Regions from separate parts of the Homo sapiens genome. Here region 2 is linked to region 1. A link is a loop called in an ENCODE intact Hi-C map of the cell type or tissue named here. Cell type or tissue: mesothelial cell of epicardium. All regions are shown on one strand. Region 1 overlaps ERI3 (ERI1 exoribonuclease family member 3). Region 2 overlaps ERI3 (ERI1 exoribonuclease family member 3).

Region 1 (4,000 bases):
TCATCTCCCACAATGATCTCTTTCCCAGACACTTCACTCAGAAACTTTTCTAGAAATTTAAATAGATGAAGGAGCAAATATGGGCCAAAGATTTTACAGTTCTTGCTTCCAGTGAGCCTGACAGTTAGAGGCCAGCATCAACCCCATTTTCAAGAGGAAGAAACATCCCATAGTGAATGACTTACCTAGTACCACTCAACCTTGAAGGCATGAGCCTTAAACTGAATGAGGTCAGCCCAGCTCCAGGCTCCAGCATATCAAGATATGCTCCCTCTGTGGGCATTTCCCCAGGCACCCTAGCTCTCTAGAACAATCCTAAAAGGCACCTGGTTTATGAACTAGGTGCAGCTCTGCCAGGGCAGAGGCCTCACTGTGCACATGCTCAGGGTTTGTATTTCTATTCAAAGTGGCCACTTTGAAAATCCATACGTCTCCAGGCTCCCTGTACATCATGGTGTCAAGTCTTGGAGCAGAGGCATCCATCAGGGGCTCCCGAAGGCCACGGTCTGCATGCCCACGTGCCTGATCCCACCCACGTGCCTGGCCTTGGCTCCCGGCGGCCGGCAGCACTACCTTGTCCTGTGCACAGGCTCACTGTAGCCCTAGCCCGTCTGCTTGGCCCTCTTACCCTGGCCTTAGACTCCTCTGGGTGCCCTGCCTCACCCCTGCCCCAGAATACCTCCTCGGCCCTACGCGGCCTCTGCTCTTCTCTCTTGGAGCCAGGCAGCCAGCACGGAGGCAGCCTCGATAACTCGCTAACGTGCTGCCCATGCTGTTCTTAAAAATTTATGACTGTGCACCATGAAAAATCCAGCTGAGGAGCCATCATTAGCGGTGCTGCCTCCCTCCCCCACCAGAGCCACCCTCGTAAATTGAGATTTATGGCTGCGGCAGGCGGGGCGGGGGCGTGTGCAGGCAATGAGGATGTTGTGGGGGAGACAGGGAGAGACCAATGAGGCAGCCGCGGGGCCAGGGGCTCCCCCCTGCGGCAGCTCCGGTTTATCGCAGGCTGCAGTGATAATCCCTGCGGAGAGTAAGGGCCGGCCTGGGTGTCAGCGCAGGGCTAGATCCCGCCTAGCAGTGGGACGGGACAGGTCGGGGAGGGGCCTAAACCAATCACCGGCTCCTTTCGGTGTATAGGGCCAGATCTTGAGGTGCCAGGTTCCAAGCAAAGGCCTTTAGGGAAGAAGCATCATCGTTGCGGAGATCACAAGGCCTGGCCACCGGAGTCAGCTTCTCCCACCAGAAGCATCTGGGTTGGGCTGACTGTCCTATCCCAACCCAAGAGTGACGGGGAGGCAGGAAGGATGCCTGAGAGCCTCCTCTCCCCTTCCTCTGGTAAGATGGGCCCATGGAAGGGATATTCACAGCGAGAGTATAGGACTGAACCCCATCACATAGCCTCCCCCCACAGAGGCCAGACTGGGGCTGAAAGGAAAAGGAAGTGATCCCACAGCCTGCATCTACCCTGCAGGAGGAGGGGAGGAAGAGTCCCCTCCTCCTCCTCCCCTGCTCACTTAGCCCTGTCAGCCAGGCCATTATGAAATTGGGGTTTCATTTACAGACTAATTAAACATTACAGCTTGTTCACAATTACAACGCGGGGATGAGGGAGTAACTAATTACGGAAGAAATGAGCTAACATTTATCTCTGCTCCCACCCTCCCTCTCCCCACTGCTGCCCCCTCCCCCCCCCAATCCAGCTTCCTCCCACTCCCTGGTCACTACCAACTCTCTAGGCTTATTTCCTAGGGTGGGAGACTGGAAGGGGCCTGGTAACCCCCAGCCCTGGACATAAGATCTAACTGCTATTCTTAGCTATTCTGGGAGAGGGGCTTAAGAACTCAGGGCCCTGTGGCAGGGGACAGTAGGTGCTTATGTGCAAGACCCTGTGGGTATGGCCTGTGATGGTATGTGTGGCTATGATATCTGGTGTGGGGGTCTGCTTTGGGGTGTGTGACACTGCTGTGGGGCTGCAAGACTCTGCATTATCTCCATCTTGTGGCAAAAGGTCTTGATGTGACTGCTGCAGATCACTGTGTGATGGGATATGAGTGTGAATGAATCACACCCTCAACCCTCAGCCCCAGGCCAGGATAGAAAAGAACTAAGCGGCTGCAGGAGGTGATGGTTAATGCAGGCCTGGGATATGGCCCCTAGAGCCCAGAGTCCAGAGCCCAAATTCCTGCTGGGAGGCCCCATTCACTCTCCTGCCTCAGAAGCAAGAGGGGCAGGGTTACCCTGCCCTGGGGCTCAGCTGGCCTGGCCTTGGCCTCTTGCCAGATGTTCCCTCTGGGGCCCAAGGAACCTCCTGGGGGCCTGGGGTGCCCCCTGTGGGCAGGAATCCTGGGGTCTGGCTGGCCTGCCACAGCGTTTAATAATAGTAACAGTGAGTGTAAGCGTTTCCATCCTTCCTGTCTTTGGGCAGAAGAAAGGAAAGAGGAGGGAGAGGAGGGAGAGGAGGGAGTGGAGGGAGCCGGCTGAAGGGAGGCTTTGAGGCCTCAGAACTCACATCAAACGGCAGGATCTGGGCCTAATTGTCTGACCCCTGCCCCTGCCTTCAATCAGCTCTGCGGCTCCCCGCCCGCCCCTTGCCTAACTAGCAGCCATGTTCTCCTCATTAGGACAAGCTCCCCTTGCACACGTGTCCCTGGACATGTCTCCAGCACTCCCAGCTCCCAGCCCTGCCTGGTGGGAGGGTACAGCAGGGACCCAGTTTTGGAGGGGCCTCTGGGACAGCTATACCCTCAGCCACCACAGCAGGCTGGCTTGGGCTACACCAGCCCCTCCTTGAGCTACATGGGCCTAGAGGCCGTGTGCTGGGACACACTTCTGCGCTGGCTCAGCTGCTGGGTACATTCTGTCCTCTGTGTGTCCTTCTTGCTACAGCCCAACTGTCTCAGACACACAGCTCCTGAGAGCAGGGCCTATTTGATTCCAGTCCCCTTTGGCCTGGTTCAGCCTGGCTTGGGCTGGTTTAGCCTAGTAGGAGGTTTGAGTCAGGGTCTGTGTTCACAGGCTAGTAGCTGAATGAACTTCTCTGCCTACGGTACAAGGATGGCTCTCTTAAATGGATCCAGGCGTGGTGACATGTCGCGTGTCTGCAGCTGGTGGAATGGAAGGAAAGCAGTACTCGTGGTGGTGAAGAACTCCAACCCTAGACTAGGAGAGATATGTTCAAATTCCTGCTCTCTCACTTCCTTGCTGAGCAGCAATCGGTCATGACAACCTTCTGGACCCTCAGTTTCCTCACATCCAGTAGAGATGACAGCCCTTATCACGGGGTTTGAGAATTCAATGAGAGAACAGATATAAAGCCCTCTGTACTAATACCTGGCCCTCAGCAAATGTAGAATGACACTGGTGTGATTCAGACCAGACCAAACAAATTCCCCTCTCTGCAGGCCACAGGCCCCACTTTGCCCAGTGGGGCCTAGGCCTGGTCAGTAGTGTCCAGGATGGGAGGAGCTAAGAGGAAGGGTCCAGAACCCTGCAGAAGGGTAGGGGCAGCCCCAGGGGGCACAGCTAATACTGAGGACAGAGCACCTATGCTGGAGCCAAAGCATAGGGAGGGATGTCCCACAGTAGCTGCAGGTGGAAGGGCAGGGCCCAGCTTAAGGAATGTCAGTTGGCATTAGGTCAGATGGGGTAGGTCAGCAGGGCTGGCCCATGAAGTGTGGATTGTCCCATGAGTACTGTGGGCCTGAAAGGAGGGGCTGCTGTGAATGCCACTGGAGTGAAGGCTGTCTGTGCCACTCTAGGGATTGATTCTCAGGGTACCAGGAACTGGGGGAGGGGCTGGCCTGGTCTGGGCCCTGACATTGTCTCTCACCTTAAACCAGTGGTAATGACTTGCAAATATTGATGAAAACACAAACTACAGATATTGTGTTTTCAGGGAGTGAAGGTGGGGAGAGGGGATAAGGAGGAAAATAAACTGAAATGAAGTCCGGTTATCTCCCATCTGTGGCTGCTCCTAATCCCCCAGCCCACAGGAATC
Region 2 (4,000 bases), 98 kb after region 1:
AGGCGGGTGGATCACCTGAGGTGGGGAGTTCAAGACCAGCCTGACCAACATGGAGAAAGCCGACCTCCACTAAAAATACAAAATTAGCTGGGCATGGTGGCGCATGCCTGTAATCCTGGCTACTCGGGAAGCTGAGGCAGGAAAATTGCTTGAGGCAGAGGTTGCGGTGAGCCGAGATCACACCATTGCACTCCAGCCTGGGCAACAAGAGCAACTTGTAGCCTGGGCAACAAGAGCGAAACTCCATCTCAAAAAAAAAAAAAAAAAAGAATCAAAGAATCTCTGTCAAATGGACAGCCATCAAGCCGTTCTGAGACAGCACTAAGGAAGGCTGATCTAAGGTGTATACCTTATTCCGGTCCTTTTGCTGTCTCTTCTGGCAGTTCATTCTCATCCCAAATCTCAACCTTTCCTGCTTCCATTTAAACTTCTTTCTTTTTTGTCCCTATTAAAATCAAGAGCAAGTTGTTATCGTACTCCTTGGAATAATTACTCCTCACATGATGAATTTATTCAGTCTGAACAAGAAATCAGTCACCAAAACTATAATCAATTTATTTTCTAAGTTCTATTTTTGTGCCTCTAATGATTTGTGGTCCAATTCCTGAGCTTTTCCAATTTCTCCACTTCCCTTGTTGACCAGAAGACCTAAACAGCACAGGGGCTCTAATAAGAACCGGACCTATGTTGACCTCAATGGAAGGATGCTATTCTATCTAGGACTGACAACTTCTCCAATCCGTCTTCTTGGCTTTCTCTGAATCCCATCAGGATCCTGCTACCTGCAAACCTTAAAAAAGCTCTCCCATAAAAAAGGGAGATTTTAAGTTGCTACTAACAAGTTTCAACCTGCCGTCCCTTTCCTGAAGGTGGTCTGATGGGTAGTCCAACACAGATGTCTGGCCCCAAACTCACCTTCCCAACTGTTGATCACAGCATTGTAGAGGTTTAATGAAGTCAAGATGCATTACATTTATCACTTGCCCTAGATCCACTCAAATCCATCACTATGTCACAGCAAGAAGTTAAGATTGATCTGACAGGATTTGCTCTTCTTCACAAACCCATGTAAGTTATTACTCAGTGCCCCACGCTCTTCTAGCTGTTTGCTGATTGATTATCTGACGATCAGGTCAAGTATCTTCTCTGGAATCACAGTAAACTAACGGGTCTATAATTTCCAAGATCATTCGTATTCTCCTTTTAAAGATAAGCAAGACAGCAAATGCTTCTTCCCGAGTTCTCTAAAGCAACAGCTAATGCTTTGCTAATAATGAACCAGGGCAGCCAATTCCTTAAGTGCCCTTGGAATCACATCATCAGGGTTCATTGATTCTGGAGATAATCTTTAATCAGGCCCAGACCCTGGTAAACAATGTGAAGCCCTAACTCAGCCTGGGTCTGGAAGGTCTTGGTGCCTAAGTCTGGGAAGGAAGTTGGTGATACAAGCTGTTTAAATCTGTACTGCATGATGTCTTCAGCATTGTGATAAATAAATAAGTAAAAATAAAGCCCTTGAAAGAAAGATGAAAGGTGACATTGACAGACCAAACTGAGACATGATTCAGGCTTCACCTTCAGGAATATTGGCAGGACCCTCTGCAGGACAAGAAAACAGAGCTACATAATTATCTGAGTTTATAATCTAACTGAAAAGGTAAGAAAATACACATATATAAGCATATGCCAGAAAGCAGTAAATGCCATAACAGAGGTGCCAAGCGATTATGAGGGATCAGAAGAGGGATGAATCATATGTGACAGAGATGTGTTAGATTTTAGTCTCATGTCCCACTAGGGCTTACCCAGTGACTGAAATAGAAGAAATAATATGACATATTAAGATTTGGATCCCTAATTCCCAACATGGGAGAATCTTAATAACCAAAATTCCCAGCATAAGCACCAGCTGCCCTCACCACACCAGAGAAAATCCAGTAGTTTGGGGAGGCATGGAAGAAGACTACAGTATAGGCAGGAGCCAGAGGCAGAGAACGTAAGTGTGGCTTGAGTAGCTCCCAAGCTGCATTCCCTTACACCCAAAGGACCTTCCTTTAGGATATTCTCCTTATCCAGCTCCTGGGTTCCCAGCCCTCAGTAGGCCTCATTCCAGTGCCTCAAAGGCAGACCAATGCATTAAGGGAGTATAGGAAAGAGGAGAGGAGAAAGGGAACACTAGAGGTTGTCATACCTGCTTTATGTAAAATAATTTACCATTTTGAAGACAGATCCCTTCCTGAAAAAACCAACCATGACAGACAAACCCAGTTTATCTTTAAATGGACCACACTCCTCCCTACCTTCGAAGTGCCCGATGCTGAGGTCCCCTTCTCTCCCTCCTCCTTACGATTGAAAGCTGTTCCCAGAGCAACATGTCTATGCATCACACACTCTATAACCTAACCCTATAGAGAAGAGTTACAGTCCTAGAGCCAGACATATTCAATGCACCAACACTACAATGAACTGCTACATCAGCCCCCAATCATTCCCTCAAAGCAAACACCACATACTTCAATATCACCTGCAGCTAATCCAAGCCTCCTAGCAGCATTAACTTAAAAGCTAAAAGGTCTTTGAACACAGCTGGTGACTAATGAAAAAAAGCAAGCAAAGAAATTGTCCTTTCCAACAGACCAACAATGGTACTTGCTCAGGTTATCTAATGCTGCATAACAAATCATCCCAAAACCTGTGGCTTAAAACATCAATAATCATTTGTTATCCCTCACAGTTCCTGTGAGTCAGGAATTTGAGAGTGGCTTAGCTGGCTGGTCTGGCTCAAAGTCCCTCCTAAGGTTGAAGTCACATGTCCACCGGGGCTGCAGTCATCTGAAGGCCTGACCGGGGCTGGTAGATTCACTTCTAAGATAGCTCATTCTCATGACTGGCAAGTTGGGCACTGGATTTTGGCTAAGAGCCTCAGTTCCTACACACATGTGCCTCTCCACAGGGCTGCTTGAGTGTCCTGGCAGCATGACAGCTGGCTTCCCCCAGAGCAAGTGGTCCAAAAGAGCAAAGTGGACTGCAATACTTTTTATAACTTACCCTCAGAAGTCGTACATTATCTCTTCCACTGTATTCTATTAGCTATACAGGAATATCTTTGATTCAGTGCAGGAGGGGAACTACCAAGGGTGTGAATAGCAGGAGTTAAGAATCATTGAGGTCATCTTGGAGGCCAGCTACTATAGCACTCCTTAAAGGAACAAGTGGCAGTAGCAGGAGAATGGAGGAAAGAAGAGAACAGAGAAAGGAAGGACGGGAGAAGGAAATATTTTGATTCCCAAAAGCTGAGACTAGAGAGAAACAATGTACCCAGTTCTCTCCAGAGACTTCTCAGGTCTACCTTACACTAGCATACCTGAAACAAGTCCTGCTTCCTAGACAGGAACTCTAAATGAGTAGCTAAAAGACAGGAAGGCATGAGAAAGCTCCTTTGTGTCCCAGGAAGCAAAACTATCCTCCCTCCCTCCTTGCCCCCCCCACCTTTTCTAAAGCAATGATGGAACAGTTACCTGAGGATGAATCTGTGGCTTGTCGCACGTGGCCTCAAAGTCCAGCACTAAAAAGTAGTGATACCTCTGGGGAGGGAAGGACACCATTGCCGCCATGGATGCGCCAAAGCCGTGGGCCGCCAGCTTTCTGGTGGATATGGAGCAGAACTCCGGAACACCACAGGGAGAAAATAAGTGGGAGCCCAGCACTTTTCTTGCTCTTGAAAGTAAATACGAAGAAAATCGAGCTGCTCCAGTCTGTAAAGGTGCTAGCATTGAACATCCAGAAGCATCTAAAACTTAGGGGAGGAAAGTTTAAAAAAAAAAAAAAAAAAGAAAAGAAAGAAAAAAAAAAAAAGAACAGAGAGCCTGGGTTACTCCCTCCCACTGTGGCCCTGTTCCATCTAGTCTTCAGGAATATCCACGCAACATGGGCCACTCCCCAGTGTTTCTGGGCCCCTTTTCTAAATCATAGTATTCGTTACTAAAGTTCAAGACCCTAA

Evidence for each region. Hi-C counts contacts between places; a loop is a spot of excess contacts. Peaks named below come from ENCODE experiments on the same cell type or tissue, not always from the same donor. Only the 100,000 strongest peaks of a DNase experiment are listed, where the experiment ranks them.
Region 2: it touches region 1 in a loop (11-fold over the local background); 1 of 110 quality-filtered maps calls a loop at or near these places.

The regions. Positions count from the first base shown.
Region 1 is chr1:44,237,345-44,241,344 of GRCh38, forward strand. All of the region lies in intron 8 of ERI3 (ERI1 exoribonuclease family member 3), which reads right to left. The region is part of intron 2 of ERI3-IT1 (ERI3 intronic transcript 1); the gene reads right to left. Among named protein-coding and RNA genes, the nearest start is that of ERI3-IT1, 4.9 kb to the right of the region's middle. RefSeq lists enhancers at 689-1,332, 2,743-3,371, 3,372-4,000. In mesothelial cell of epicardium, CTCF peaks have their summits at 982 (motif pointing left) and 1,186; DNase peaks (open chromatin) are centred at 917, 2,284 and 2,625.
Region 2 is chr1:44,335,527-44,339,526 of GRCh38, forward strand. It overlaps ERI3 (ERI1 exoribonuclease family member 3), which reads right to left. Exons shown (of 9, transcript NM_024066.3): 3 at 3,519-3,796. Among named protein-coding and RNA genes, the nearest start is that of ERI3, 18 kb to the right of the region's middle. In mesothelial cell of epicardium, no CTCF peak of the experiment used is centred here; no DNase peak of the experiment used is centred here.